Linked DNA regions of Homo sapiens: region 2 is linked to region 1. A link is a loop called in an ENCODE intact Hi-C map of the cell type or tissue named here. Cell type or tissue: PC-3. All regions are shown on one strand. Each heading gives the region's core, and the rest is flanking DNA. Links, peaks and the distances in the headings are about the cores only. Region 1 overlaps CCSER1 (coiled-coil serine rich protein 1). Region 2 overlaps CCSER1 (coiled-coil serine rich protein 1).

The links. Hi-C counts contacts between places; a loop is a spot of excess contacts. Peaks named below come from ENCODE experiments on the same cell type or tissue, not always from the same donor. Only the 100,000 strongest peaks of a DNase experiment are listed, where the experiment ranks them.
Region 2: it touches region 1 in a loop (5-fold over the local background); 1 of 110 quality-filtered maps calls a loop at or near these places.

The regions. Positions count from the first base shown.
Region 1 is chr4:90,541,112-90,552,232 of GRCh38, forward strand. All of the region lies in intron 5 of CCSER1 (coiled-coil serine rich protein 1), which reads left to right. Among named protein-coding and RNA genes, the nearest start is that of CCSER1, 420 kb to the left of the region's middle. In PC-3, for the core only: no CTCF peak of the experiment used is centred there; a DNase peak (open chromatin) is centred at 5,180; H3K27ac peaks cover 353 bases.
Region 2 is chr4:90,491,406-90,502,526 of GRCh38, forward strand. All of the region lies in intron 5 of CCSER1 (coiled-coil serine rich protein 1), which reads left to right. Among named protein-coding and RNA genes, the nearest start is that of CCSER1, 370 kb to the left of the region's middle. In PC-3, for the core only: no CTCF peak of the experiment used is centred there; no DNase peak of the experiment used is centred there; H3K27ac peaks cover 1,660 bases.

The DNA of each region.
Region 1 (11,121 bases), core at 1,608-9,607:
GCCTGATGCTGTGGCTAGGCAAGTAAAGAAGAAAATGAAGAGGGTAAAAAGAAAGTAATTGGAAGAAAAGGATGTAGAAATTGCTGAGTATCAAAGCAAGAAGACAGAGAACGACATGAGTAAAATAAAGACATTGAAGAAAGTCTGAGAAAAAAGCCAAATGTAAGAGAGAATGAATACTCTCTCTACCATTCGCTACTGCTCATTAAGATTATAATAATAACAGTGTTGATAAGTTAAATTTTTTGCCTTCAAAGTCAGCTTTTCTCTGCCTTGCTACAAGATACTGAGAAAATGTGGAGAGCCCCGATTTAGCTGTTGGCCTTCAAATCTTATCCCAAACTCTATAAAGTGACTGATCTGGAGCAAGTTACTTAACAACTATGAATGTGAGTTTACCAATTTGTAACACGGTGAAAGTTAGCAAAGGAATTAAATCCAGGAATGACACATAGCAAACTATACCACTATACCACACACAGGAAGTCTTCTTTATATGTTAGCTGCTATGTATAAATATATGTAGTGTTCTCTCCTGTTCTCTCTCACTCTCTCTCAATATATGTATATAGCAGCTAATATCTGTATGCATATATATTTGATTTATAAATGTTATGATGTTATGTTATTTATAAATGTTATGATGTTATGTTTGAAAATAGTTTGAAACTGTTTTCAAAACTGGCACTTTTATTTTGTGGATACAAATAAATGTTTTTCTGTCATCCTACTGCCACAAATTCTTTTCCTGAAAATGGTTTAAAATGTATTCAACAACAGCATTATATATCTAATGAAACTTGTCACTTAATTTCTTCAAGTTCTTCATTCCATATTATTTATTTCTTAAAAATTTGAGAATCAGATACTTATCAATTTACTTTTTAGTTTAGTATGATTTCATAAAATTGTAACATTTATAAATTATTATATAATTTGCTTAGTAATAGTCATACGACTCAATATTTCAATCAGATTTTATAACAATTTGTTTGAAACTTTGAATTGTGATAAAAGAACTTTTCAGAGATAAATTCAGATTAAAAAGCAAAAAAATTTAAAAGCCTTTTGATGGGGAGTACCAGTTACTTGTCCAAATTGAGAGAAAAAGAAACAGTCATCAAAATGACCAAGAGTAATATAGCCTCAGATTTCTCTTTGTTACCTGATGACACTATTTAAGATGGACTGTCAGATCCCATTAGGTTTGCGGATAATATTCTGCAGATGAGATGAAAATGGAGTTTTCGCTCAGCAGGAGGAAAGTGAGAAGTACACTTATTCTAGTCAGGCTCAGAGATGTTATTCTTTTTCTGTTGTTGCTATGGGATAACATTGCATCAATAACAGGAAAGCGATCCAACTAAGCTTCATGCACCGCAATCAAGTTGTTTTGATGCAAATAAGGTTCAGTCACTTAGGGTACTCAGTTATGACAAACTGTGCTAACAAACTATAAATCAAACCTGAGCTGAATTGCAAGTGTATATGCTAGATAAAAAAGAGGAAAAGCTTTTATCTTTTAGTAGACTTAAGAGTTATTTTGAATAACTATAAAGACCTTTACAATATTTACTGCAAAATTAAAGTATAAATGTTGTTGTTGATAATTTTTAAAAGTCAATTTTTATTGTCCCAGAAATCCTAATGGAGTTTTTATTAAAACAATATTATGAGACAAGTAAGCCTATGTTATATTTGGGATAGTATGTTTTTCTAGCATACATAAACAAACCTCTGATCATAGCTCTTTTTCCCTTTCATTTTGAAATTGTAGTTGGTCTGGAGAATGAGGAAAAGGAATTTACTAAAATTATTTGCTCTTTAAAAAGTTATGCTTATGTATTATACATATTCACATTTAATTCAAAATCCTTATTTTTTAAAATTTTATTCATAGAAACATTGGCATTTAGGGCCCATATATTTACCTGACTGACATTTGCTGGTAATACATGTCTGTCAAACTAAAGTATTAGAAACTGAATAGATTTTGAACTAGGAGTTCACATGCAATTGCCCATGTTTCATACTGTTGTATCATTTGTTCACATTTCCTTTAGTGGTTGTGGAATAGAAATTATAATAGCCATATATAGAGAGACCTTACATGGAGCCGAAAGAATATATATCAACCTAAAAACACACTGAGTTACTATAAGAATCTTAGCCATGTGTATCTAAATTTTCATTTTTCACTGCCAGGTGCAATTTGAGAATGAATCTTTCCTACATAAGAAGACATTGTAAATATGCAGGTGGGCCCTAAATCCTGCATTTGTAGAGCAGTCATACTGTGCTAGCTTGTAGTCATAAATGTTTCTAGATCAGAATTAGATTTGGAAATTTAGCAACCAATGAAAATAAGCATTTCAAAACCTTGTGGGTGATTGTTTTTTGTTTGTTTTTAATTAAGTCTGAAGAGAGTGCACAGAATGTCACACAGTAAATAGATGCTGTCATCTTTCATTACCAGGCACCCCATGACAGAGTCCATTGCAGCAGAGCTGAGGACCTTCATATCACAAAATGAGTTTGCTTATCAGGCATAGAGTGAAATGTTTCTGTATCTCACAAGAATGTCTGATATTATGCTTCTTTAACTGCACCTGTAAGCCTGTTCACTGCAATTTAAAGACAGTATCATATGTAACTTGAAGTCATTTTCAACTGGCCATTTGCTCACTCTTAGAATGAGTTTTCTAATTAATAAATATTTTTGAAGACATGGTGAATAATTGGTCAGATATAGTTAGGATTAGTATTAAACCCTCGGATCTGAAATTGTGATGAAAGGGTCTGAGATTTCACCCTGCATCTCAGCTAATGAGTGAGCCTGTCACAGTTTTACAGATATTGACAGAAAGATATGAGGCATCTGTGTCAGAGACAAGAGTTTCTTCCAGTAAAAGCAGCAGTCGAAGTAACATTGTAATGCTGTTCCCTGAGCCCCAATTCCCAGGGGACTACCGGATGAGGGCCAGGTGATGCCTGCACGTGTGAGGGGTATACTACAGAAGAACCGTGAGATTAGAAGACTGTTTTTTATAGAAGCTATTGGAATCCTTTGTCGTGGAGAAAAACGTTATCTTTATTACCCTGTGCAAAATTAGGAAACAGTCCAGAGGATCATCCTCACATTTGAGCTCAGTTGTAAGTCCAGGTGTCCCCCAAACCACCTTAAGTATTTATAATTCACTGCCTGGATGAATAGAACTCACTGAAAGCTGTTATATGCGTGGTTATGACTTATTATGTCAAAAGAATACAGATTAAAATCAGCCAAAGGAAGAGATGCATGTGGCAGAGTCTAGGAAAGTTCCTAGCGTGAAACTTCTGATTCTCCTCTCCCAGTGGAGTTACGGACAACACTGATTTTCTCTGCAACCCTGCATGATAATATGGATGGAGTATTGACAAACCCCAGAAGCTCATCAAAGCTTTGGTGTCCAGAGTTTCTGTGGAGGCTCTGTTATGTAATCATGGTCTACTGCCCGTATGGCTAGTCTTAGTCTACAGCCCCTCCAGTGTGTGAGCTGAAATTGTGACTGAAGAACTCCACCCCAAATGACATCTGGTGTGACATTTTCTACCCTAATTCCTATTGTTAGAGTATCTGGTATGATCCAAGTCCCTCAGGCAAGCAAAGGCACTCCCATAAGTGCCTTTTATGAAATTCCAAAGGCTTAGAGACCTAGCAAAAGCCAAGGAAAAAGACAAGACATGAATTTGGGCGATGTTAAATTATTTATTACAATTCTTAGAATGTAAGCAGATCTCTCTGGGGAGGGGAACAAGATGTGTTTATTTTTATCATCTCTGTCTTTCCAGAGCTTTCTGCTTATACAAATATTTCTGAAAAAAATAGTCCTGGAGCAAATTGGCTGTTAATGTCTAGATGTGTAGATTCATGGAGAAAAGCCTGCCAACAATTAGCTAGTGCTTTGCATTTGATAAAACTCATCTTTTGAGATTCCCTCTTTCAAATTTCTGGCTCTTTGGGTGGACTAAAGAGCACTTCTTTTCAAGCTGTATTTATTAAACCTAGAGAAAGTGATCACACTACTTTTAGTAGCTTTTATGTTGGTAACAGAGGAAGTCTTTCGACATTGGGAAGGTTTTTTACTTCCCTCATGCATACATATATGTGACTTGACCAAATTTAGAAGGTTTTTGAAGGGAACAGAAATCACAGATTACCTGCAAGCAAGCAATTTCATGAGATGGCACCACTGAAATTTATTTCAATTTTTTCCCTCCTAAAAACAAGGCGATTTTCTTCAATGACTATAAGGTTAACAAAACCTAACCATGATTTATAATTTAAATATATAATTTCATGTGTTTCTTAAAATGATATTCCATTGCTGAGAGTGACAGTCTCCTCTCTGCCTCGAAACCCTAATAGTTGGAAAGGAGAGGACAGGTACTCTGCTTTCTAATCCTCCTGCCTTCAATCATTACTCCTCATTCCTATTAATACACTTATATTTTTAGCCATGACTATTCCTCACCCTGCCCCTCCCAAATTCACTTTCCCTTTAGATACTTTCATGGATCCAAAAGGAAAAGCGATGCTTCTTTTTATCCATTTGGTTCAAGCATGAATATCTTTCCTTGATATCTCATAGTAAACTTCGGAACATTTAAAAAGATTTTTGTAAAAGCTAGGATAACTTTTTCAAACTATTTTCCCTAAAACATAGTTTCCTTTAAAACAAGAATTTCACTGTCAAATACATTTGGAAAGTGTTGTAAACAATATTTTCCTCTAGGGAAATTCAAAATACACATTATGCCTAAAAGGCTGTAACAAAATCCTGCAGCAAAATTTAGACAGAGGAACAACAATAGGTAAAATAAATACAGAGTACAGCATGCAACCAACACAGTTTCTTATAAGATATAGTTTGTCCCTTATGGCATCAGATGTGAGTTTCAAGGGCTGCCTTTTATGTGAAAGAGTCATTTCTTAGCCTTCACACCCAGAAGCATTGGCTGAAATAGTTTGACAGCTTAAGGTCTAGACCTAAGAAAGTGAAGCTCATTGAAAGAGGTTATTTCCTCTCCTGCTTACCTAATACTTTTCTTCTAAGTTTTTTCCTTTTCTCTGTGGATACTGGTATGACTAAATCTACCTGGGAAGAGTAAGTCCTCAGGCTATGGCTTCGCTCTGTGACCACAAAGGACTGCCAAATTCAGTGTAAGACAATGACTTAATAATTCTTAGATAAAATGTGGTAACTAGAGCAAACAGGAAGTAGTGGAGCTAACAGTGTTATATTTCATTGTGTGCAGTTGATATTTCATAGGTATAGCTTCTGCATATCCCAGGGATCAGAGATATGCTCTGCCCTGAATAATGGCTGAATTAATTGTTTATTTTCCTAGATATGACTTAGTATGTTTGACTATGCATTAGTATGCTAATGGTGTATGTATAGAACAACTAAAGTCAAAGTGAGGCAATTTAGTAGAAAATAATTTCAATTCCTTATTTATGACAAAATTTAAGTCACATTTTAACTCAGAAAATGAGTGACTTTTAATAAAAAAAATTTCCTATAAAAGATACTGATTTTCTTTTTACTGGAAACAATATTTTTCAACATTGTGTTCTTTCTTCGAGAGCTTAGCATCCCCTAAATATGAGAATCATCTACTTAAGGAACTTGAAATTCCTGAGAAGACACAAAACATGTATATATAAATATACTACAATACATCAGCAAATAGTCATTCTTTTTCAGGTTTACCTTATTTTTTATTCATTATCAAATCTGCTTTTAACTTTTTATCAGAAGCAGAACACTAGATTTAAAGGCTTTCCAAAGCCTAATGAGTAAGTCCAGTGTTCTCTCTGTGAATATTGCATACTTAAGGCTGTCATGTTTTGATTAAGCATAAGCTTTAATAGATTTGCTGGAATAATTATTAAAATATTTGAAGACCTACATTTCATACTGGAAAGGTCAGAAAGATAAAACATACATTAGCGGATAAATTCATATGAGATAAGTTTTAGAAAAATTAATTTCATGGTATTTATGACTTTTTGGAGTGATAGTTTGTTGATGCCTATTGTTAATGCCAATACAATGTGACACAATTAAATAAAATAAAATAAAAAAAAGAAAAAAAAAGGTGAAGAATAGTTGTGTATTTTATAAAGATTTTTTTAATCTTTATACTCTTGATTTACTCTTTTGAAACTGTTTCTATTAGAAATGCCTGATGCCACATTTTTAAACAAAGTGTCTATTTCTTCACAATTTGTATCCAGGAAAACATCATTTCTATTAATATGCCAGTGCCAGAGAGAAACATATTAATACACTTTCACTTTCATTTTTATACTGACATTTTATTTTTAGTCTTGCAGTCTAATTTTTTTTTCTACCTGAACTGTCTTATGGACTAGGTAAACTTAAACACGTATCATTCCTGAGAAAGGAGAAAAAAATGAAAACATACTCTATGTCTTATCCTTTCAAAAACTTTAAAAGTTGGAATTCTGAATTCGAGAAAGCATTCAGAAAATAACATTCTAAGGAAAATATCCTAGTTCTTTCTCTAAAATACACCTCTGCTAAATATTATCAGATATATTTTCACTGATCTTAACTTCGAAAATGATTTCAAATTAAGGATGACTTGCTAGACATAAGATAATTTGGCTCTAATTTTTTTGTACCTTTACAAATTGACTTCAATTCAGAGGAAAATGATTTGTGAAAAGTCTACTTTATGCCATTTGATTTATATAACAGTGGCAAAATATGCCTAACTGGTATGTGAGTAAAAGATATATTTGCTAAGTTATTATTTGCTAAACAAATCTCCAAATAAATAGGGCCATCTTTTAGAAAACGTATAATTGATGTTTTAGCTAAAATTTTACTCAAATGAGGTAATGAGCAAGGCTAAGCCTCACGTTGGTATTGAGTGTGTATTCTTACATCTCTGAAAGTGAGGAATGGACAAGGGCAATCATTCTGGGATGCTATTTGCATTATAGACCAGAAAAAAAAAATTATAATGACTTTTAAGAGGGCCAAGTCTGGATTTGTTAGAAAACAAAACTCTGGTAGTGTGTAGGACTCTTACGCAGCTAAAGGAAAAGTAAGGTGGATTAATTTATTAGCAGTCACTTGCTCCACTCCAGGTTCAGGCTTCAACAGTACATCCCAATCAGCCCTTTAAAGTGCCCCTTATCTGTGCACCACTCATCCTTCAGCCCCACATTCAATCTTTAGGGCCTACTTGTCTGTTGCACATGAGCATACACACACATATCCCAGCTGGCACAAGTAATGTTATCTTCACTGACAATTTCAAAGGACGCAAGGAAAGGGGAGCCTGGCACCTGGGTAGAGCCTCTGGGACTCATGACTCCGAGGGTGGCTAGAGAACAGATACACCAAACATCGTGAAGGTGCCTAGAAACTCTAAGACTCTAGGTCCTTGGATTGTAGGGCTTCAGCCTAGTATGACGTGTCTCCTAGTGAGTGGTAGGACCTGGGAAACTCCTATTGGTATTTGTGTCATGCTAAGCAGAATTGACTTAGAAAAGTTAGTTACAATAACATCTTATAAGCAAGGTTTATCATTTAAAGATATATATATATATATATATATACACACACACACAGACATATATACACACACATACACACACATACTAGCATATTCTTTATCAATAAGTGATTACTCTGTACTATTTTCAAACTTCAGAATATCAAAGTTCAAAAGAATCGTTTGAAAGAGTGAGGGTAAGAGGTTTTAATATGTAGTTTTCTGAGCCTTGTTCTTAGACTCTGAATCAAGATTGAGTTGGTTTGTTCTGGAAACCAAGAATTTGCTAGCCAAACAAACATCCATGCTGGATTGAATAACAACAGTCTTAGGAACACACTTTACAAAGCATGACCCCACTGTAATTGTACCTATCAACATTTATTTTGCAGTATATAATATGTGATGCCCAACCACAATAGTGTGAGCATTTTTCACTAATCATCCACTGCTGTTTCCTTCACTGCATTCTTTCTGTAATGCTTCATTTAACAAATGTTAGTTGGCCATGATTTAGCAAAACATGATGTCTACCCATTAATAACCTGTATCATAATATGAGAACATTTCATTCACTTAATGTTTGCTAAGTGTCTATAATACAGAAAGATTTACAGTGAAACTCCTCTTTCAACAAACTTTATCAGGAAAATTGTCACATCTAGAAACACTCACAAGAAAATGAAGAAAGTAAGAAGTGCCATAAGAGAAGTCACGATAAAAGTTTTTCCCAGAAGGGGATTGCTTTAAGCTTAGGGTAGTCATGAAAATAGAGTATTTCAGGTGATCATTCATGGCACTGTTTAAATATGAGTCAGGCTGTGAAACTCAGGGCAAGGAGAGAAGCAGTGGCAGATGAAGGGAAGGTTTAGGGTATGCACAGGGAACTGTGTACCATATGCGTATATAGAACACATTTGGATATCACATAGGATAAGTGAATAGCAATAAGGTAAATTTGGAGCTTGGTAAGAGAACCTTTTGAATGCCAAATAAATAAATAAGGACTATAAGCCTTACTGTGTAGATGAGGAAATGCCAGTAAGGGTTGGGGTACCAGGGCAGTATATCATGAAGATGTTCCAGGTAAGTTTGTGATGAGTTGAAGTGAAGGAAACTGTTCTATAGGAGACCACAGAGACTAGATAAGATGTAAAAATGCCTGAATTTAAGTACATAATAAAAGGAAAATAATGTAAGGAAAATTTAAACAATTATATTGAATAAGTCTTGGTAACTACTGGACATGGGGGAAAGGAAAGAGTCAAAAAACAATGCCCAGAATTTGAAAGCTGGGCAACTAAGATTATTGTGGTGACAAGAACAAAAAAAAATTCTTTTATTATTATCAAAACCTTGCATTAGATCCTTTGTAAATATTTAAATTAATCTTCCTCCCATCTTAGAATTTGGAAAGCAGGGAAGGGGGTCCCAGGGGAAGAGTAGCCAGTGGACAGTTGAGGAGAGCAAGGGGTAGTTATAAAGAGATTCTTGATATGTCTTCCTGTATCACAGGGCGTGCTAAACTTTCTTTTTCAAGGGCGGATGTGTGTGTGTTTACAGCATACTCAAAGTAATGTTTACCCTTGAAGCACATTATTTATTGATATATTTACATTTATTGAACATGGAAATTCTCTAAGAGGAAAATAAATAACTTAGGTACTTGACTTTCATGAAATTTATTTTCTTTATTTACTTAGTAATCCTATTAGTTCCTGTTTTGTTTGAGATTCTATAGTATTGTTTCATTTAGCCAAATATTTCAAGACAACTTTTTGGCAGAAGAACTTTTCATTTATTTGCATTTCTTTCACAATTTTATTTTCTAATCCATTTAAACTATCACAAATTAATATAGAAAAATATATTATTGAGGCAAACAAGTTTTTGTGAAATAAATTGAAACCCAAAAGGATGAAGAATGTCATTGACATAAAAGTGTAATTGTTCTTCAATGTAACCTTACAAGTATAGATATAATATATCATAATTGAAAAAGAAGGAAGAGGGAAAACTAACATCCAAACCACTTGAATGAAGTAAGTTTTTACACAGCAAAAATATATACGACTTTTATTTGTCAAGTATACTTTAATAATGCTGGGGGTGGGTGGAATTAATTAGCAGTAAGTTGGGGGGAAAAGTAGATTACGTGGTGGCCATTGTAGTAGTTGAGAGCCCTTCATAAATGATTGTTAACATCGTTCTAGTTGCAAATATTATCTGAATATGAAATTCATGCTACCGTCATTCTGAATACTTTTATTCTTGAGTTTATTTTATTAAGACATTAATATTGTTTTCATGATCATCATCATAAGTGTGACCATCTCCCCTCTATTCTACCTAGCACTATTTTTCTTCTAGGAAGTGCATGTGGTGTTTCAGCATATTTTACATTACTTTGGTTACAATTAAGTGAAATTTTATGTCATAAATTTATATAGTTTAGAAGCTTAGTTTATAAGATCTTGCTATGGCTTTCTATTTCTGGGAATGATGTTTCTGACAAAAATGTGTGATAGAATGCATGATAGTTATCCATTTCATTCCCTATGGCTCTTAGTGTAAAGTCCAAATCTCTTCACATGTTTTATAAAAGCCAGTAAGATCTGGTACCTGCTTTTTACTCATGCATAGTTTTTCTCCCTCATATTTCATATTTTGCCCTCCAGTTTTACTAAATTTTAGTTTGTTCCCTGAAAATGACTCTGGTTCTTGCTTGCAGGCCTCAGAGCGCACTTTTCTATCAGCCACAGTACTTTCTTCTATGCCCAGCCTTCCCCTTCCCATCTTTTGCTTGGCACCTAAGCATTTTTCATGTCTCAATTGGTCCCCTGTGCATCCTTTAGGTTTCACTTTCTCTGGAGAGGCTTATGAATAGCCCCCAAATACAATGGGTGGACCTCAACTCTATATCCAAAGAATTTTGTGCTTCTATTTTCATTTCCCATGAAAATATACAAAATACTTCATTAAAAAATATAATTCTCTCTCTCTCTCTCTCTCTCTCTCTCTATATATATATATATATATATGTAATTACCTGTATTCTTGTCTCTTATCCCCACTAGACCCTAAGCCTTGTAAGGACAGTCTTTGTCTATCTTATTTTCCCTTTGTCTTAGTCTGTTCATGCTGCTGTGACAAAATATCTGAAGACTGGGTAACTTTTAAAGAGCAGACATTGATTTTCTCATAGCTCCAGAGGCTGGAAGTGCAGGACCAAAGTGCTGGCAGGTTTGGTTGTCTGCTGAGGGCTATTCTCTGTTTTCAAAGTGGCACCTTGATGTTGCATCCTCTGGAGGGAAGGAAATCTGTGTCCCCACATGGAGAAAGGCAGAAGGGAAAGGGAGCTGGACTCAGCATTAAAGCTCTTTTATAAAGACCTTAGCCCCATTCACAAGGGAGGAGAGCTCATGGCTTAATTGCTTCTTAAAGGCCCCACGACTTAATATTAATACTATCACATTGGCCATTAAGTTTCAACACCTGAATTTTGTAGGGGACACATTGAAATCATAGCACCATTGTATCCTCAGC
Region 2 (11,121 bases), core at 1,398-9,397, 50 kb before region 1:
GAGATTTTGGCCTGAGACGATGGGGTTTTCTAAATATACAATCATGTTGTCTGCAAACAGGGACAATTTGACTTCCTCTTTTCCTAATTGAATACCCTTTATTTCTTTCTCCTGCCTGATTGCCCTGGCCAGAACTTCCAACACTATGTTGAATAGGAGTGGTGAGAGAGGGCATCCCTGTCTTGTGCCAGTTTTCAAAGGGAGTAGGTCCAGTTTTTGGCCATTCAGTATGATATTGGCTCTGGGTTTGCCATAAATAGCTCTTATTATTTTGAGAGACGTCCCACCAATACCTAATTTATTGAGCGTTTTTAGCATGAAGTGTTGTTGAATTTTGTCAAAGGCCTTTTCTGCATCTATTGAGATAATCATGTGGTTTTTGTCTTTGGTTCTGTTTATATGCTGGATTAAGTTTATTGATTTGCATATGTTGAACCAGCCTTGCATCCCAGGGATGAAGCCCACTTGATAATGGTTGATAAGCTTTTTGATGTGCTGCTGGATTTGGTTTGCCAGTATTTTATTGAGGATTTTTGCATCGATGTTCATTAGGGATATTGGTCTCAAATTCTCTTTTTTTGTTGTGTCTCTGCCAGGCTTTGGTATCCGGATGATGCTGGCCTCATAAAATGAGTTAGGGAGGATTCCCTCTTTTTCTAGTGATTGGAATAGTTTCAGAAGGAATGGTGCCAGCTCCTCCTTGTACCTCTGGTAGAATTTGGGTGTGAATCTGTCTGGTCCTGGACTTTTTTTGGTTGGTAGGCTGTTAATTATTGCCTCAATTTCAGAGCCTGTTATTGGTCTGTTCAGGGATTCAACTTCTTCCTGGTTTAGTCTTGGGAGAGTGTATGTGTCCAGGAATTTATCCATTTTTTCTAGATTTTCTAGTTGGTTTGCATAGAGGTGTTTATAGTATTCTCTAATAGTAGTTTGTATATCTGTGGGATTGGTGGTTATATCCCCTTTAGCATCTTTTATTGCATCCATTTGATTCTTCTCTCTTTTCTTCTTTATTAGTCTGGCTAGGAGACTATCAATTTTGTTGATCTTTTCAAAAAACCAGCTCCTGGATTCATTGATTTTTTTGAAGGGCTTTTTGTGTCTCTATCTCCTTCAGTTGTGCTCTGATCTTAGTTATTTCTTGCCTTCTGTTAGCTTTTGAATGTGTTTACTCTTGCTTCTCTAGTTGCTTTAATTGTGATGTTAGGGTGTCAATTTTAGATCTTTCCTGCTTTCTCTTGTGGGCATTTAGTGCTATAAGTTTCCCTCTACACACTGCTTTAAATGTGTCCCAGAGATTCTGATATGTTGAGTCTTTGTTCTCATTGGTTTCAAAGAACATCTTTATTTCTGCCTTCATTTTGTTATGTACCCAGTAGTCATTCAGGAGCAGGTTGTTCAGTTTCCATGTAGCTGAGCAGTTTTGAGTGAGTTTCTTAATCCTGAGTTCTAGTTTTATTGCACTGTGATCTGAGAGATAGTTTGTTAAAGCTTCTATTCTTTTACATTTGCTGAGGAGTGCTTTACTTCCAACTAGGCTTCAGAAGATCAAACTTCTCCGAGCTAAAGGAGGAAGTTCGAACCCTTTGAAAAGAAGATAAAAACCTTGAAAAAAGATTAGACAAATGGCTAACTGGAATAACCACTGTAGAGAAGTCCTTAAATTACCTGATGGAGCTGAAAAACATGGCACGAGAACTACGTGATGAATGCACAAGCTTCAGTAGCCGATTCCATCAACTGGAAGAAAGGGTATCAGTGATTGAAGATCAAGTGAATGAAATGAAGTGAGAAGACAAGTTTAGAGAAAAAAGAGTAAAAAGAAATGAACAAAGCCTCCAAGAAATATGGAACTATGTGAAAAGACCAAATCTACATCTGATTGTTGTACCTGAAAGTGATGGGGAGAATGGAACCAAGTTGGAAAACTCTCTGCAGGATATTATACAGGAAAACTTCCCCAGCCTAGAAAGGCAGGCCAACATTCAAGTTCAGGAAATACAGAGATGCCACAAAGATACTCCTCGAGAAGAGCAACTCCAATACACATAATGGTCAGATTCACCAAAGTTGAAATGAAGGAAAAAATGTTAAGGGCAGCCAGAGAGAAAGGTCGGGTTACCCACAAAGGGAAGCCCATCAGACTAACAGCTGATCTCTTGCTAGAAACTCTACAAGCCAGAAGAGAGTGGGATCCAATATTCAACATTCTTAAAGAAAAAATAATTTTCCACCCAGAATTTCATATCCAGCCAAACTAAGCTTCATAAGTGAAGGAGAAATAAAATCCTTTACAGACAAGCAAATGCTGAGAGATTTTGTCACCACCGCTCCTGCCCTAAAAGAGCTCCTGAAGGAAGCACTAAACATGGAAAGGAACAACCGGTACCAGCTACTGCAAAAACATGCTAAATTGTAAAGACCATCAAGGCTAGGAAGAAACTGCCTCAGCTAATGAGCAAAATAATCCGCTAACATCATAATGACAGGATCAAATTCACACATAACAATAAATTAACCTTAAATGTAAATGGGCTAAATGCTCCAATTAAAAGACAGACTGGCAATTGGATAAAGAGTCAAGACCCATCAGTGTGCTGTATTCAGGAGACCCATCTCATGTGCAGAGACACACATAGGCTCAAAATAAAGGGATGGAGGAAGATCTGCCAAGCAAACGGAAAACAAAAAAAGGCAGGGGTTGCAATCCTAGTCTTGGATAAAACAGACTTTAAACCGACAAAGGTCAAAAGAGACAAAGAAGGCCATTACATAATGGTAAAGGGATCAATTCCACAAGAAGAGCTAACTATCCTAAATATATATGCACCCAATACAGGAGCACCCAGATTCATAAAGCAAGTACTTAGTGACCGACAAAGAGACTTAGACTCCCACACAATAATAATGGGAGACTTTAACATCCCACTGTCAACATTAGACAGATCCACGAGACAGAAAGTTAGCGAGGATATCCAGGAATTGAAGTCAGCTCTGCACCAAGCAGACCTAATAGACATCTACAGAACTCTCCACCCCAAATCAACAGAATATACATTCTTCTCAGCACCACATCACACTTATTCCAAAACTGACTACATATTTGGAAGTAAAGCACTCCTAAATTCTTGTTCTATCTCATGAGAGTTTGGTCACCTTTGAAATTTGAACAAACTACAAAATTTCTTTGAATCTCAGGGATTTATCCTTTTGGAAATTTATGCCCAGTTTGTAGACTTCATTAGAGGGATAAAAACAAATGTCTGCAACGTATCTGGTATAGTTGGTGCTCAGTAATTTTATTGAAGACTACCTATTTTTTGCAAATAAAAGTTAAAATAAAATTCTATTACTAAATCAACTCCCTATACCCTAACACCTATGGTCCTAAGTCCAACATATACACTTTTACAACAGTTCACGCCATAGACAGGAAATGGATATCCTGGGGTAGATTTTTTTTTTCCTTCAAAATACTAGTCTTTTTCAGCTCCTCGTACAGCTTTGTTGATGCCTATATCCCTTGTTTTGGTTACTGACCCTGGGTCTCCTTGCCTGGGCACCTGATTTCTGTAGCTTCTGTTCATTCACATTCATTTCAGATGCTCTTATAATTTCTAGTTCCTAATCTTAATCTAGCTTCAACATTGCCCTGCTTGCAAATTTACTACCTTTTAAAATGACTTGAATCTTCTCTATTTTCACAGTTCTTGTCTATTTTTTCCCTGTAACAGTTTGTATGAACACTAATGTGGTGTTCAACCCTCCCTTTCAATTTTAGAGAATTGGATTCTATATTGGAACGTCACTTAAATTTTTGAGTCCTCAAAACCAACCTTGTTGAAATGGTTAATAACTTTGTGAAGCATGTTGTGACTAGAGAATAGTGCTTTAAAAGCTATAAGGATTAGTGTTGTTATGAATTTGACATGCATTAACATGACCATTGTTAATGGACAGCTTGGTACTTAATCTCCCAGGTTGGTTAATTTATTTAGACTTTTGCCTACTTACTTTAGAAATGGATGTCTAGCCATCTGCTAGGCAATTACAGCTTAGCTGCATTGACATCTGCTTTCCTTCATTCTTATAGACGACTGGGTGCTTGAAAAGGCAAATATATAAATAACTTCTCCAAAATAAACAGTACTCTAAAATATAATACAATTAATTACATTTGTGCTTAAAGATGCCCACTAATTTTTATATGGATACTTAAAGAAATTGCAAGTAATTATAATAGAAATGAACAATGATTTATAGATTATATCATAATGTCATTTATTTTTAGTGACAGTTCTGTGAATTATAGCAGAGATCATCATCTTCCATAAGGAGATATTAAGGATCCAATACATTAAATAAGAGGCCCACATTTATACAGTTTGGGGTTCTAGATTATAAATAGATATTTCTATAATTATCAGGCCCCTGCAGCAATGCAATAGAATGGCAGGGAGGAGGAGGAGGAATAATCAAACCACTTTGCTTTTACCACAGAAAGACAGTCAGACATTAAAATGAATTAAAGTCAATTCATGTTTTTATTTAGCTCAGGAAAAGCATTCATTTAAATGACTTTTGCAAAAATCTTTTTATTATGGTTATTTGCTCAGAGTTTAAAATAAACAGAAACCTCTCAAAGAACAAACATTACTTATTTAATAGTGTAACTTTACCCGTACTGGGGAACATAATTTATTAATAGATAACATTGGTTCTGAGTGATTCAGCAAAACCACGATGGATGCCACTTGAAGTCACAACAATTAAAGAAGCTTAACAGAATGGCCTCAGTTTCTATGGTGACAGTTACAGAACTATTCAGGGATAGCATGAAACACATAAAATATTGTGTTCTTTTCAGAAAATGATCTGTGACAGATTTATTTAAAAATAGAAAATAGAAAAAATTATACTCAAACTTATTTCACTCAATAACATCTGTATTTAGGAGTTAGAATTTAATATAAATACATTCAGTATGGAGATTTGCCTCAGAGATTCACATGGAATTAAAACCAAAAAGTTTATCACCAGATTTCCTACATTTCACTGTTTATAAAAGACAAGTAGGTTTTATTGTCTTAGAATTGATTTGTCCTCATAAACTAGGTGTGATTTCAATTTTTTCAGATATTTATGGAGTCTTCAGGTTAACATTGAATGAATGTATTGTTTATTTTAGTTAAACACCTCTCAGTTTAATCAACTATGATTCATTCAATCAATATTTTCCTTTAAATAGATTGAAGGTAACTAAAGAAACCTTAAAGAAAATAAAAGTCATCGGCCAGGCACAGTGGCTCACGCCTGTAATTCCAGCACTTTGGGAGGCCAAGGTGGGAGGATCATGAGGTCAAGAGATCAAGACCATCCTGGCCAACATGGTGAAACCCCGTCTCTACTAAAAATACAAAAATTAGCTGGGTGTGGTGGCTCATGCCTGTTGTTTCAGCTACTCAGGAGTGCTGAGGCAGGAGAATCGCTTGAACCCAGGAGGCGGAGGTTGCAGTGAACCGAGATTGTGCCTCTGCACTCCAGCCTGGCGATAGAGCGAGACTACAAAAAAAAAAAAAAAAAAAAAAGAAAGAGAAAGAAATAAAGGAAATAATAGTCATCAAATACATAGAAGGAAAGAGAGACCAAGATAAATCATTATTTATTTGTTATGATTTCTAAGGTAACAATGTTGAAATGCTAATAATCAAAGTAACATTACAAAGTTATATTTTATTAAACAACAAACTTTTAACAACAGTACTAGTCATCCACATTTTGCATGGTACCTTGTTAACTGAAAACCAGGCATATTGGAACCATGTCCTTGCTTTGATTTAATTTTAGTTACACAGAACCATGCAAAATGAGAACATAGTTCTGATACATATGAGTTTCAGTTAACATGGTACTATACAAAAAGAAGCCTGTTTGTATTTACCTGTTAGATAATTCCTATATTATGCTATGAAGACAAAGCAAGCCAGAACCATTCATCAGTATTAATATATATGGGGTGTATGGAGAGTATTTTGTTCTTTTTTTGTTATTACATCCTCCTCATAACTAAGAATAAAAACACATGTTTACAATATATTTTAGCTACAGAATTTTTATAGTACATCTTAAACAATTTACTTTTACAAACTATTTAAACTTGTTGTTTTTAACCTTGCCAGATTCCACAAAAGAGAAGAAGTAGCTCAATGCAAACATATGTAACGTGATAATAACCTAGAAATTGAATAAAGAATATCAATATAAAGCCAAAGAAGTACACTAATTACTGTATTTGTTATGCTTCACTAACGTTGCATAACAAACAGCTACACATCTCAATGGTCACTGGTCTTTGGAATAACTGTGGTTCTGTTTTGCTTGTCTGGATTAAGCTAAAGAGATGTAACTTGGCTTTATCTAAAGGTGGGATTCAGGTCTAGTATACCTGTCTCCTAAATCTGGCATCAGCAGCTATTCAGGGAAGGTTCTTCTCATGAGGGAGTGCAGGAGGACAAGAGGGTGAGATGGAATCATGAACAGTCTCTTTTTTTTTTTTTTGAGATGGAGTTTCGCTCTTTTTGCCCAGGCTGGAGTGCAAGTTTTGATATACTTGCTATAATTGAGCCTTAATGTTTATTTTGGTTCTAGTAATCCCCACTTATCCATGGGGGATAAATTCCAAGATCCCCAGTGGATGCCTGAAACCATTGTTCATATCAAATCCTATGTATGCTATGTTTTTGCCTATACATACATACATAGATACTTATGATAAAATGTAATGTGTAAATTAGGCACAGTTGGAGATTGACAACAATAATGAATAATTAAATAGAACAATAATAACAATTTACTGTAATAAAAGTTATGTGAATATAGTCTCTCCCTCTCTTTCAAAATATCTTATTGTTTGTAATATTTTCAGACTGTGATCGACTGTGCAGTCTGAAACTGTGATTGACTGCGCAGAACTGAAACTGCAGAAAGCAAAACAAAAGATAAGTGTAGACTACTGTATAATGACATTAAAAATAAGCTGAAACACTGACATTTACATAGTTCTTATTATGTTCAGAATATTAACATTTTGATAAAGTTTAAGTTGAGAGTATCCTCATGAAATCTGATACATACAATAGACTTGAAGTATAAGTTACAAAGTCTTAACTGCCTCATTGTAAATTATAATGGCATGATTATTCCATCAACAATTGTTTGGTTTAATATTATTTCAGTGAAGACAGGTGCCATGCATTTTAGATGATAAAAATTCTAAGTCTTGTCTGTGTTTTCCCTGAAATGAATCAAGGGATTAATGTTTTCCATGCCTCATATTCTTTAAGTCTTCATATTCACATCACAAAAAGAATTAAATAGAAAAGAAATTCTTTATATGTGTTTTAAATACTTACAAGTCTTATATTGTTTTAGAGGTTACAGGTATTATAGAGAAGTGCCACTTAACAATTTAAATAGAGGCAGAAATGAAGACAAAGATTAAAATTAGGCATCATTTTCTCATAAAACGTGAACAGACTTTTTAAAACTCCACTTATAAGTTTTAAAAAATCTCTCTGCAATTGATGAGTTGATTATGTAATAAATATTGAAGCCCTAATTAATTATTTGGAAATCTTTATCAATAAATAAGCCCTATGTTTCTAAAAATAGTTATGAAATATATATGTGTGTGTATATGTATGTGTATATGTGTGTGTGTGTGTGTGCATATGTGTGTGTTTGTGTGTATTTGTATGTGACATTTTAAGGCTTTATTACCATATGGCTGAATCGATGCCCTAATTTCAAATTGTTAATTTGGTACTGTCTTTTAAGTGCCTACTATATGCAAGGTACATATACCAAATGTATGTCTTCCAAATTCCCTTGTTAAAAATCACCTGCCTCTTACTCAGGAACTACCAAGAGATCTATTTCATGTCTCTATATATGAAATGCTGCCCTTACCAATGCTGAAGTGTCTCCCATTTTCTGCCTATTTAAATTTCTTTGATTTCTTAGCAAAAACTGTGCATGTGTAATGAAATTTGGGACACTAGTTAATGGTGCTTGAATTAAACTCTTCATTTTTCTTTATAAGCTTCTCTTGGTTTCTGGACATGCCTTGTGATTAATATCAATATATATGAATTACTCAATGGTTTTGTTTTTATTTTTTTCACACTATCTATTTGCCTGAGCTTGTATGTCTTCATAACCAGTTATGACCAAACCTGTTGTTCAACCCTGGTTCATAACAATCTAACCAAAATGGTATCATAACTCCAGGAGCAGAAGAATTTTTGTCAGATCTTAATGACAATTATAAGCAAGGAAAAGGATAAATGAAATTACATGATTTCTCATGTTCCATCATAGCTTGAGCTTTTAGGGCACCCTCTAAAAGAACTATTTGGACTATTTTGCTATGACCAAGCCATCAGTTGTTTCTCCTTTGGGGTTAATTCAGAAAGCAGCTAGGAATAAGTTTATTTCATGGAAAAACACAAACATGGAGGGACCAAATTAGTCATTTATGGGGACAATTAGATTTTAAAATTGCAATTTTATACACTACATAAAATCAAAGAAGAGAAATTTAAAAGTACTGCATCTAATGTTCCTTTCTTATTAATGGTGTTTTCTGTTCCAGTCACCATTTTGGCTTTCTTCAGAGTTTGTAATCAATAAAGACCCTGGCGTTTGAAGGGCATATTATTCTTTTTCCCTTTTTTTCATGCTAGAAACATCATCTCTATGAGTTCATCATGTACTCGATTAATTCTCAACAGCTGCTCTTTAATATTATTTTGAAGCCCCAGATAGTTGATCTGTGTTTTGAATTACCCACAGTGTTCTAAAATGGGCATCTATATGTGATTTTTATAATCAGGAAAAAATAAGAGTGAGAAAAGGTCATCATACTTGATCCACATTTTTTTTTTTTAGACAGTTTTGCCCTATCACCCACGCTGGAGTGTAGTGGTACAATCACAGCTCACTGCAACTTCCATCTCCCAGGATCAAGTGACTCTGGTGCCTCAGCCCCCTGAGTAGCTGGAATTACACACGTGTGCCACCACGCCCAGCTAATTTTTCTATTTTAACAGAGTTTGGATCTCACTATGTTGGCCAGGCTTTTTTTGAACTCCTGGCTTCAAGTGATCTACCCGCCAACTCCTCCTAAAGTGCTAGGATTACCGGCGAGAACCACTGCTCCCGGCCCACATCTTTTGTTTAAATCATATTTATATCATTTTACCTGGAAATAGCATTACAGCATAGACTTGGAAGAGAAGCAGCCAAGAAAACAAACAAGCAAGAAAACAAACAAACAAATAAATTAATATTTTTATTATAAAGTTTGAAGACCTATTCTGGTGGCAATGTGCTATGTGATTTCGAAATTATGCCCAATATAGGAAATTAACAGTAGCCCTGCATTGCTTCAGAGTTTTATTATTTTTCTAAGTAAAATATATATGATGATAATAATTGGGAAACAAAGGAAAATAAAATAAAATTCTGACTAAAAACAAACAAAAAATAAGATTGTTTCTGAAGGAGAATATGGCTCTATATATTCTATATAAAGAATATATAGAGCAAACAAGTATAGTCTAACTTAATGAAGTGTTTTCACTCTTGTCATTTTAATTGGAAAAAATTTATTCTAGAAAGTAATATAGAAAGATAATAAAATGACATATCGATGAGGAATTTATCCCTTTGTACCTTTGCTGACCTTCATTACAGATTCATTTTTAAATCATTTTGTTATTGATGGTAATAAATATATTTGATATTCACAGGAATTTCACTTGAAAAAGATAAAAGATTTCATAGTAGTAATAGAATGTTGGCTAAGTAGCTAATTATTGCATACTTAAATTTCCGGTCTTTAAAGTGACAAAAATTCTAGATCTTGCAATTAACGATATTAATATGTGTTGACATAAAATGAGACTGTGTTGATCTAGGGGTGATAAACACTGCCATTTTTGGAGGATTATGTTTTAGCAAGTAAATTGTGTCCTTTGACTTAATAATAATTGCTTCTCGTTTGTCTCCACTCTTTTCGTTTTGCTTCGACTGTCCACAACAACCAGCTTTGTCCTCTAGAAGCATTTTAATTTTATCTATGACAGTTCAACTGTTACTCTCTATGCTCACAGTGGGAAAATGTCAGTGGAAAAATATCAGTATAAATATGATTTTTGTAAGATGCAAACATTTTGAAAATATAATCTATATGCCCACTTGTCATGTGTTTCTAAGCTGTACTATGTTGTTGTGGAAAACATTGGAAATTTATTTTTTAAAGTCGCCTAGCAGATGAAGGAAACACAATTAAGATGATCTTTTCCTAAATATACTTTGGCCCTTTATATGTAGACTGCAGTTATATTTTTATGTATTGTATACCTTGTTAATTATCCAAAATTATTTTTTTAAACTTGATGTTAAATTGCTTTATAGAAATAAATTTATCATCTTTTATCAACGGTTAGCTGTCATAATTGCTGATAGGACTAATGTAATAATTACATTTTTATCTTAAAGAATTCTGTAGGTTTGTTTGAACAATCCAGACACAAAACTCTACCATATATATCAATCAAATATTTTACAACATATAAAATTATAGAGCAAAATATGACATTTTAAAAGCTGAACATTAGTAATTTTAGATTTTCTGAATACATCAATTCTCACACTGCTATCAAGAACTACCTGAGACTGGGTAATTTATAAAGAAAAGAGGTTTAGTTGACTCACAGTTTCATAGGCTGTACAGGAATCATGGCTAGGGAGACCTCAGGAAACTTACCAGCATGGAGGAAGTGTGAAGGGGAAGCAAGCAGGTCTTCATGTGGCAGCAGGAGAGAGAGAAAGAGAGCACAAGGGGAAGTGCAACACCCTTTTAAACAATCAGATCTCTTGAGAATTCACTAACTGTGAGGAGAAGAACAAAGAGGAAATCTGTCCCCATGATCCAATCACCTCCCACCAGGTCCTTCCCTTAACATTGGGGATTTCAATTCAACATGAGATTTGTGTGGGTGCACAGAGCCAAACTATATCACTAAAAGTTTGTGTTCTCTAAGTAGCACAGCAAAT